Linked DNA regions of Homo sapiens: region 2 is linked to region 1. A link is an interaction called in ENCODE POLR2A ChIA-PET data of the cell type or tissue named here. Cell type or tissue: MCF 10A. All regions are shown on one strand. Each heading gives the region's core, and the rest is flanking DNA. Links, peaks and the distances in the headings are about the cores only. Region 1 has its middle 190 kb from the start of NABP1. Region 2 overlaps MYO1B (myosin IB).

Region 1 (4,399 bases), core at 123-4,122:
AACTCTTTTTTTGAACAAAGCCAGTATTTCCCACACTTTATTTGACCAGAGATTTTTTCTTGCTGTAACATCTGTTTAACAGCCTGCATATCATATCAGGGTTCTTGGGAACTGCTGACTTCGCTATTCAAAAACATAAAAATCAATGCACAATTTAAAAGGAAAATTTGCATTGCCCAAAAAGAAGAAAAGAGGGAAATTTTTATTTAAAAAAAAAAAAAAGTGATGTTCCAGCTGTCAGATGTAGTTGTATCCTTCCTCAACCATTTAGAGTTCAGCTCGAATCTGGGGGCTTTTTTGCCTTGGGCATTGGAAAGTTCGTTCAAATGATATTCTAACTTTTTACCACTGTCAGTTCATGTTTTTAAATGATGTGGGGGTGGGGGGCGGGGTGGGAAATAATAATGTGAGAAGCTACAAATCATATATTTTATAGGGGTTAAAAAAGTTCAGTTAATCATAGTCCTTTCAAGATTGATTTTCACAACTTATCTGGTCCCAGAAGGGACTGGAAATAGGAACTGTAAAATATATTAAGGAAGCCAGTCTTCAGCTATGCAGATCAATTAGACAGAAAGGTACCAAAAATCTTATGGTACAGCTCAGTTCTTTTGTGGGAGATGAGGAGTGGAAGAGGACTTCAGGTGGAGGGGCATTGCAAAGGCTTAGGAAAGGCTTTGGGATGACGGAAGCATTGTCCTGGTGGGCAGGCCCGCTAGAATACACCGCTCTCAGGTTTTCCCCAGCCCCCTTGACTGCCCTTTGCTGTCAGAGTCGGAAACATTCTTTGTTCAACTGAGGAATCTTCCAGGGAAGTGCTGACAACACATATTGCCTGCACATAGACAGAACACTTCCTGGTTCCTCCTTTGCCACATCGGTTTCGTGTGAATTGCCAAATGCAGGGAGAGGCAAGTGAATTGGACTGCCCCGGGCTCGCCATTCCTGGAGATCCAGCATGAATCATCAGGGGTCACTTAGGTGAGCAGGGTCACTTAAGGTGCTGCAGGATAAAGGACTTCTTAAAGGAATTAGACTTTTCACACGTGTGAGAGGAGCTGAGCAAGTACAGGTGTGTAAGGATGAGTTGGAGAATGAGGGAGTCATGAACCAGTCACAAAGAGGAGTTAGTTACATTCGTGACTAAAGTAGGACAGTGAAGCAGGGATTCATGGTGAGGTTACAAATCATTGTATCAGCAGCTCCCAGCCTGCCACTAGATACTGGCCTACAATATCTAGTGGTACAGCCCAATATCTAGTGGGCTTGGAGCTGCTATTGTTCAGCAGGGCCAGCAGTCTGGAAGAACTGGACACAGAGGGGAGTTTGGACAAGTTTTGTCTGTCTGTCACCACATATGACCCTGAAAAGATTTTCAGAAAGGAACAGCCACTGCCTCTCTTTTGCCTTTCAAATCTCATGCAAATTCCATTCTGGCCATCTCTAACCTGACTCCTGCAAGAAAAAGGACTTTGGAAAACAGTCCCCAGCTTAGATACTTTGACAGCACAATCTGCCACACAGAGTACTTGGCAGACTGAAAACATGAAATATGTGTGAAGCCCCTCTGACCAACATGACCAGTCAAGCCTAAGCTCTATACAGCTCCACAGGCTCCTCAGCTCACTGGTCTTTGACCACCTATTTTTATCCAAAATGGCATGAAGACATTGTCTTTCCCAGTAGCTATGGTTATCAGAATGTGGCAAACCTCAAAAGGAGTGTCAATACAGTGTCAATCACAAAATAATATTCTGTCCTCTCCAATTACGCTACTTCAGACTACCAGAAGGCCCATGGAGACACTCTTGTAGCTTCCATGGCAAAAACGCTGGATTCAGAAACACAATCCAGGCCTTAATTAGGAAATTATGTAAAATCAAGTGTTACCTGGTCTCTCTGCCTCAGTTTCCCTATATACAAGTTGAGAAGATGGAGGAGATGATTTCTAGGGAACTTTCTAGTTTGAACATTATATAATTCTACATCTGTGGCAACTTTATGTCTGGGGAGGCGAGTCTGCCATTTCATGCAGAAAATGAAACTCCACCAGAGAAAACCTCTGGTATGTGGAAAAGAAAAGGCAGTAGTCATCTTTTCTCATTAGCAGCACCAGATTCTGCTACCTCAGCTGGATGCTGTTTAGTCATCTGCAGTAATAACCTCCATTCCCAGCTCCAAGCTGCTGCGTGGGCCTAGACTGAAGTCTCTGTGGTTATGAGTCACAAGCCCATTAAAGCCAGGAATTGACACGAGACCTTGAAAGGCAATTTGCCTTCCATACCTAGCTTCCTAGGAACTGGTTTCTTCCCAAAGAGAAAATAGTATATGTGATTTATGAAATATCACATAGTATTTCCTCATAAGCTCATGGCTCTAGAAATGAATTCCTAATTCTCCAACTGGAAACATCTAGATTTTTGATTTTAGCTATTATTATCAGTTGTTGGATCCAGAGCTCCTCATGGTCCATTAAGTCTAGTGAATGCAGTGCTGAACAGAATACAGTCATTGATACAATCTACTTTTATCTGGGAAGTCTGCTGAGGCTACTTGTCCTTTTGGCATTTTCCCTTTGCTAAATGTTAAGGTATGGGTTCAAAGCAACAAGGCTTTGCAATATCAGCAAACCTCTAAGGGCAGTCCTTCACCCCCACAGGTATGCTCACCTTAGCTCCTTGCTGTACTACTAGATGTCTAATAAGTATTCACTGATGGTCCCCTCCCTGTTGCTACCACATGATAAATCAAGGAGGTGGTGCCAGCCCTACTTTCAAAGTACTAGAACCAGGTCAGCCTACACTCCCTAATTTCAAAGCCCGAGAAGAAGCAACACAATTTGCAGACTATAAAAAGAGCTTTGGGGATTGGATAGAAATGGAAACCCAAGTGGTATCTTCTGCAGAGCAAGCACAATGGGCCCCGGGGAATGGAGGGAAGTGGCTGCATGGACAGCGTTATTACTAAAATTTGGCCAAGGGAGATAAAGGGCAAGGCTGAGGGTGGGAGCATGATCCTGGGAATCCAAAATTAGTGCCTGAGAGGATCGAAGCACCAAAAAGAATGAGAGTGAGGGCCAAAGAGAAGTGAGGAAAACCACAAGGGTGCTGTATGGGATTTAAAGACACAGCAAGATATTAAAGATGTCTTCATCCAAGACATCCCAAGGGAAATGGAGAGGAGTGGGAAGGTTTTCTCAGAGTATCCATTTTCCTTCCAATTTCCCAGGAGAGGTGACATTTGTGCTGGTGTTAAGGGCTGAGTTGGTATGAGTTAGTGATACTACACAGGCTATGAAGCCAGAGTCTGGCCCAAGCAGGGCCCTACTCTTTATTAATTGTGTCATTTTAGGCCAACTGTGCCTCAGTTTCCACATCTGTAAAGTTCATTCATTTGAAAAATCTTTGCTGACCATTACAATATACCACACAGCATTATGGTGAATAAAACAGATAAATATTCCTTTTCCCTATAGCTTGCCTTCTAATGGATGAGAATACTACTATTACTACTAGTAATACCCATCTTATAATGTTGTCATGAAGATTAATTAGTGCATACACATCAAGCACATAAAACTGTGACAGCCCATAATTAATGCTCAATAAATGCTGGCTATTATTATTACTATGAGGTGGGCAAGCAAGCTGAGGCTATTTCAGTAAGAGAAGGAAAAGGATGTAGTAAGTGTGGAAATAGCAAGAAGTTAATTATGATCATAGTGGTGGGCACCTGGGGTAAAGATAAATTTGGAAAGTTGATCTGGGGACAACTGTTCCCTGGCCCTTGAGCCATATCTTTTATATCTTGAGAAGCAGAAGGGTTCAGGCTCTGGGGAGTGAACCTCAGCTCAATTACTCACTAACTTACATCACAGGTGACTCTAGGTAAGTAACTGGAGCTTTTTGTGCCTGTTTCCTCATTGGTAAAATGTTGAGATCTACGTCACAAAATCAAAGGGAAGATTAAGTGAGTTAATATTTGTGAAGCTCTTAGAACTCTGATGTCATAATTCAGGAAACATTTGATAAATATAAGCTGCAATTAATTATCCTCATTACTAGTATTTCTATCATCTTCCTCCACTCTCTAGTTTGGCAACATGTACTATCATAATGTGTTATTCTTGTTCTTTGCCTTTCCTGCTATTCCCAAAATAAGCTGCCAGGAAGTTATGCTTCTTCCTTGTACTGAGTCTTTCCAATACTTCCTTTCTCTCCCAGGGCTCCTTTGCTAGTTTAGGCCCTTACTCTTTGTTCTAAGGATACAGCAGCAGTTTCCCAGTTGGCCTTTTTTTCGTAAGCCATCCTTAACCCAGTCTGTTTTTCACAAAGCTGCCAGAGTAATCTTTCTCAAAGAGTGTTGTCCACATGTGCATCACTCTGTCTTGCCTATTGTA
Region 2 (4,399 bases), core at 322-4,321, 230 kb after region 1:
TTAACTAGCACTTTAGCCTTCAGTTCATATGAAAGAGAGAGACAAACATTCGTTGTGACAGGGAGAACACACTAAGTACAACAAATATTTTGCAAGCAGATAAGAAGGGGAAAGTAGGTCAATATCCTGTGGCTAGGAAGAGGCAGCCTCAGCTTCCATACAGGGCTGTTTTATATGAGTTAATCATATAAAGTTGATCGAGAGTCCATCATGGATACATGCTGGACTCTTCTGTTGACAACCTCCCACTCTGACCCATGCTACTGGTATACAAACAGTACTTAGCAGGCAATGAAAGAAGAAAGAATGAGAGACACATCTACTGCTTCTCATGCATGTGCAATCTAACTGAGGAAAGAATACTTAAGAGTAAGATAACCAGTATAATATGTTCATATAGGGCAGGCGATTCACCTCAAAAGGAGGAATATAGAGATGAACATTTCTGTTTAGAGGTACAGCTACTATCATACAGCAGGAGAATCACAGAAGGATAGCTGAAGAGGTGAAACTCGACCATGAAAGGTGAGTTGGATGTGATTAAGCAGAAAAGAAGTTTAAAGCAAGAATAAAAAACATATTCAGAAGACGGTGACCTGGCAGAATGGTAGCAGAGGACGGCCGGTATAGGAGCCTGATGAACAATGAAGCTGGGATGAAAGGTAAGCCAAGGCTAGACTAGGAGTCAGACCTAAGGAGCTCACAGGTGTTAGAGTGGTGGGAATGGGTGGGCGGGGAGAGAGAAGCATTACATAGCCTAACCAGCGCATCTGTGCTACAGTCATTACTTATGTCACACATCAAGATGGCAACAACTAAGGCTCAGAGTCACTGGTGATGGTCCCATGGAAGATAAAACTGAGGTCAGCCACTACATACAGATGACAGGGAGCCACCAAAATGATTTTGAGCACAATAGAGACAACAAATTTAAAGGAGGCTTAAGCAGAGGATGGGCAGTCTGAATTTGTTGGCAAAGCGACTAAATGCAGGGAGGAGGACTGCTCTGTGCAGTTGTTCAGTTTGTGTACTGCATAAAAGTGGGCCAGCTGGGGAGGAGGGGGGGCGGCAGAATAAGGTGACTAAAATAAAGTTGAGCTCCTGTGGGATTGTGTCTGCCCCAAAGAGTGCCTTTTTCTCACTGCATACAGGCCCTATACAAGACAGTATATCAAGGAATTCATCTGGGGCCCCAATCTAGTAGTTGAGGAACAAGAATTAGGATAATGCTAATGGAAATGAAAAGGAGATGTGCCAAGGGAAATCACAGATGAGTCTATCATAAAAGGTGGGAAACTAATTTGACAGAGGTGGAAGAGAGACAGGAGCGTTTAAGACTAAAGTAGAGGTTCTCTTATCCAAATGCATAAGGATTGACAATTTGGCTTATTTTTTTTTAAGTCAGTTAAATTTGGAAGTCATAAAAAATGATACATACCTAAACAAGTCATTTTAAATGAAGCTCTACAAATATACATTTATTGTCAATCTTTTGTTATAGTGCTGGAGCCTTTTCTTTGAGTATATGTCCACTGTTGTACTCAATGGTCTTTCTTCTATAAACCATCCCAAGGCATCATCCTCCAAGTCCAATTTATTTAAAGAACAGTGAGGTTCTAAAGAGCCCTGGAAAGTGAAGTGCGGTAGACCTCATTACCCTTTACAAATGCCCCATACCCCTCTCTACGTCCCGCCTTGCTGAATTCAGGCATATAGCCAATAAGACCTTTGCAGCAGGCGTCCCCTCTGCCACAGGGACCAGCAACGTTCCAGAAGGTACTGCCCCATCAGACTGTGTTCTGGAGTAAGGTTAAGGACAAATGGAGCAGAGTCCCCATCTGATCCACAACGGACACACAGTGTGAACATGGGTTACTGCTTTGAGCCAGTACGATTATCGAGTTTTACATAATCACAACTTAACCCACCAATCATGAATGACTGATAATATCAGTGAGGATACTTTTATTTTATGATCCCCCAAATTTTTTACTTATCTCAGCCACTCCTAAATTAGCTGCAGTCATTTATGGAAATTCATTCTTATCAGGTGATTTCCAAAGAATTCAAATGAATTTTCATAGAAACAACAATTCTTTTGGCACACATGTTTAAAATCATTGTATTAAACTATAATAAGTACACCGGGCACACGCAGGTCTGGGAATTAACACAGTCAGGTCTGGAGAAGCATTCTTCTCAACTGGTGGGAAAAGAAACTCAAGAGCACACTACAGGGTAGCCCTCTAGCTTGGAGCATTAGTGTATCTATGGCATCGGCTGATCCACTTTACAGAGAAAAAGAGAACACCAACAAATCCAGCAAGTCTGGAAGTCAATAAAAGCTTAGACTGTTTTCTAAAGCTGTGAGTCTGGACAATCATAAGAATGAATAGTACTATGGTATTACCAGGTTAAAAATCTGGTTGGCTTTTCAAAAGTATATCCAACTACCATATTTATTCTGATCCAAATATATAGTCATAAGTGCTTAAGTCATTTAGGAAAGCACAAAAATAACACTTCAAATCCACAACCAGACATAGAGTCAAGAGTACAAGGTCACATGTCATTCTATAACTTGGCTCTTAAAGATAGAAAGAATAAACACAGAAATTACTATTAAAAACTAAATTTGAGTTTCATAATTTAAAATTACATACTTCTTTAAAATTGTCAACACAGACAAATGTTTCTCTGAAAAGGAATATCACTCTCTTGAAAAAAGCAAAGGCTCCCAGAAAAATCTGGGTGCTTCTATTGTAAGTAGCTAAATGGTAAATCCATTCATGATTGACATACTTTTAGAAATCTGACATTCACTCTCTTCAAAAAAAATATGTTCTTTTGTGTAAAAATGATATTGATATATTTCAATAGACTACTAAAACACTGTGTAAAGACATATACACCAGAAACCCCAAAACAACCAATGTTATGTAAACATATACACACCAGAAGCCCAAAACAACCAAAACAGTTTAAATAACACATACATACAAGTCAATCCTGACCCCAGTACCATGCATATAAGGCTCCCCACTCAGCACCAAATAGAATAACCTTAACTTCTATATAGCTTTAATTCAAAAAAAAAAAAAGCCTATCTGGGAAAAAAGTAATATTATACCCTCCAAAATAAATCTGCCCCCAGGCTCTACAGGGATAGCTACCCACTCAATCTTATTTTAACCAAAGTAAGCTCTTGAAAAGAAAGGAAACCCTGGCTGTCCACATCCCACCTCCGGACACTCCTTATTTTCCTTAGTGCTTCTCCATTCTCTACTTGTCACAGAATGATGTTCCCAGAGTTCTATCCTCCGCCTTCCTCTTCTCACTCTACCCTCTAAGCAATCCTAACATTATCCACAGCTTCCACCACACGTAGCTGCCCATGATCCCCTCATCTGAACCCCAGGCCCTGGCTTTTCCCTAAGCTCCGGACCTTGCATTTCAACAGTCCCTGAAGCTCCCTCACTGCCTGAATGCCCCACATCCCAAAATGAACCCCTCACTTGTGGCCCTGTCTATGCAAACCATTCCCAACATCACACAAGCCAGAAACTAGGGAGTTATCCCAGACTCCAACTCTTTCTGCCCCACCAACCAAGTCACTCCATCCATTACCTGATTACATCAAAGAGTTCACAGCAATCTTTGACCCAATCACCTCGTTCTCAATATCTACTGTCAGAAAATCATTCAAAATATAGAAAAGGTTATAGGTACAAAAAGGCTCATCACAGTATTATTCACAACAGCAAAGTGGCAGAAGGAATACAAATGCCCAAAAATAAAGGGATGCTGCAGAAAATGATGGTACTCAATGGAATAATACACAACTATAAAATTTATTTCAAATACTATGTAGCAATATAGAAAATGTATGTACTCTATGATTATGATCACATTTTAAAACATTCACATAAAAAGCCTGGAAAAGAATATTCAGAAATGACCACAGTTGACACTTTTAGAGTGGTAGGCCCACAAACATCTTTTTAAACTCCATTTTCCTGCATCCCTTCAGCTGCTGTTCAACCTCCTGCTACATCTGTTGCAATACCAACTCAAACTCCCATAAAATAAAGTTTCCCCCTAAATCCTATTATGCTTGCAGCCCACGGCATGAGATCTTCAAAATTGATTAATTCTTTCAAGAAATCCAACTGGACATATCAACAGCTGCAAAACTGGGCTCCCAACATCTGTGGGGGTTATTAACTGTTCTAGTCAGAAAAGTTCACCATGCACAAGCTGCTGCCAAGACAGCAAACGGTAAAGCTGGAAGCTAAATCACAGAGTAGGTGAAGTCGACTATGTATCTAATGTCCAGCCTGGCTCACTGCCTGCCAGGTAAGGAAGGGGCATTTTCTCCATCCGAGTTGCAGAAGATAGT

Evidence for each region. ChIA-PET counts read pairs that join two places held together with the same protein. Peaks named below come from ENCODE experiments on the same cell type or tissue, not always from the same donor. Only the 100,000 strongest peaks of a DNase experiment are listed, where the experiment ranks them.
Region 2: POLR2A ChIA-PET joins it to region 1 with 5 read pairs; 3 of 35 experiments call an interaction of 5 or more read pairs at or near these places.

What each region holds. Positions count from the first base shown.
Region 1 is chr2:191,484,894-191,489,292 of GRCh38, reverse strand. No RefSeq gene overlaps it. Among named protein-coding and RNA genes, the nearest start is that of NABP1, 190 kb to the left of the region's middle. In MCF 10A, for the core only: no CTCF peak of the experiment used is centred there; DNase peaks (open chromatin) are centred at 922 and 2,192.
Region 2 is chr2:191,258,957-191,263,355 of GRCh38, reverse strand. All of the region lies in intron 1 of MYO1B (myosin IB), which reads right to left. Among named protein-coding and RNA genes, the nearest start is that of MYO1B-AS1, 15 kb to the right of the region's middle. In MCF 10A, for the core only: no CTCF peak of the experiment used is centred there; no DNase peak of the experiment used is centred there.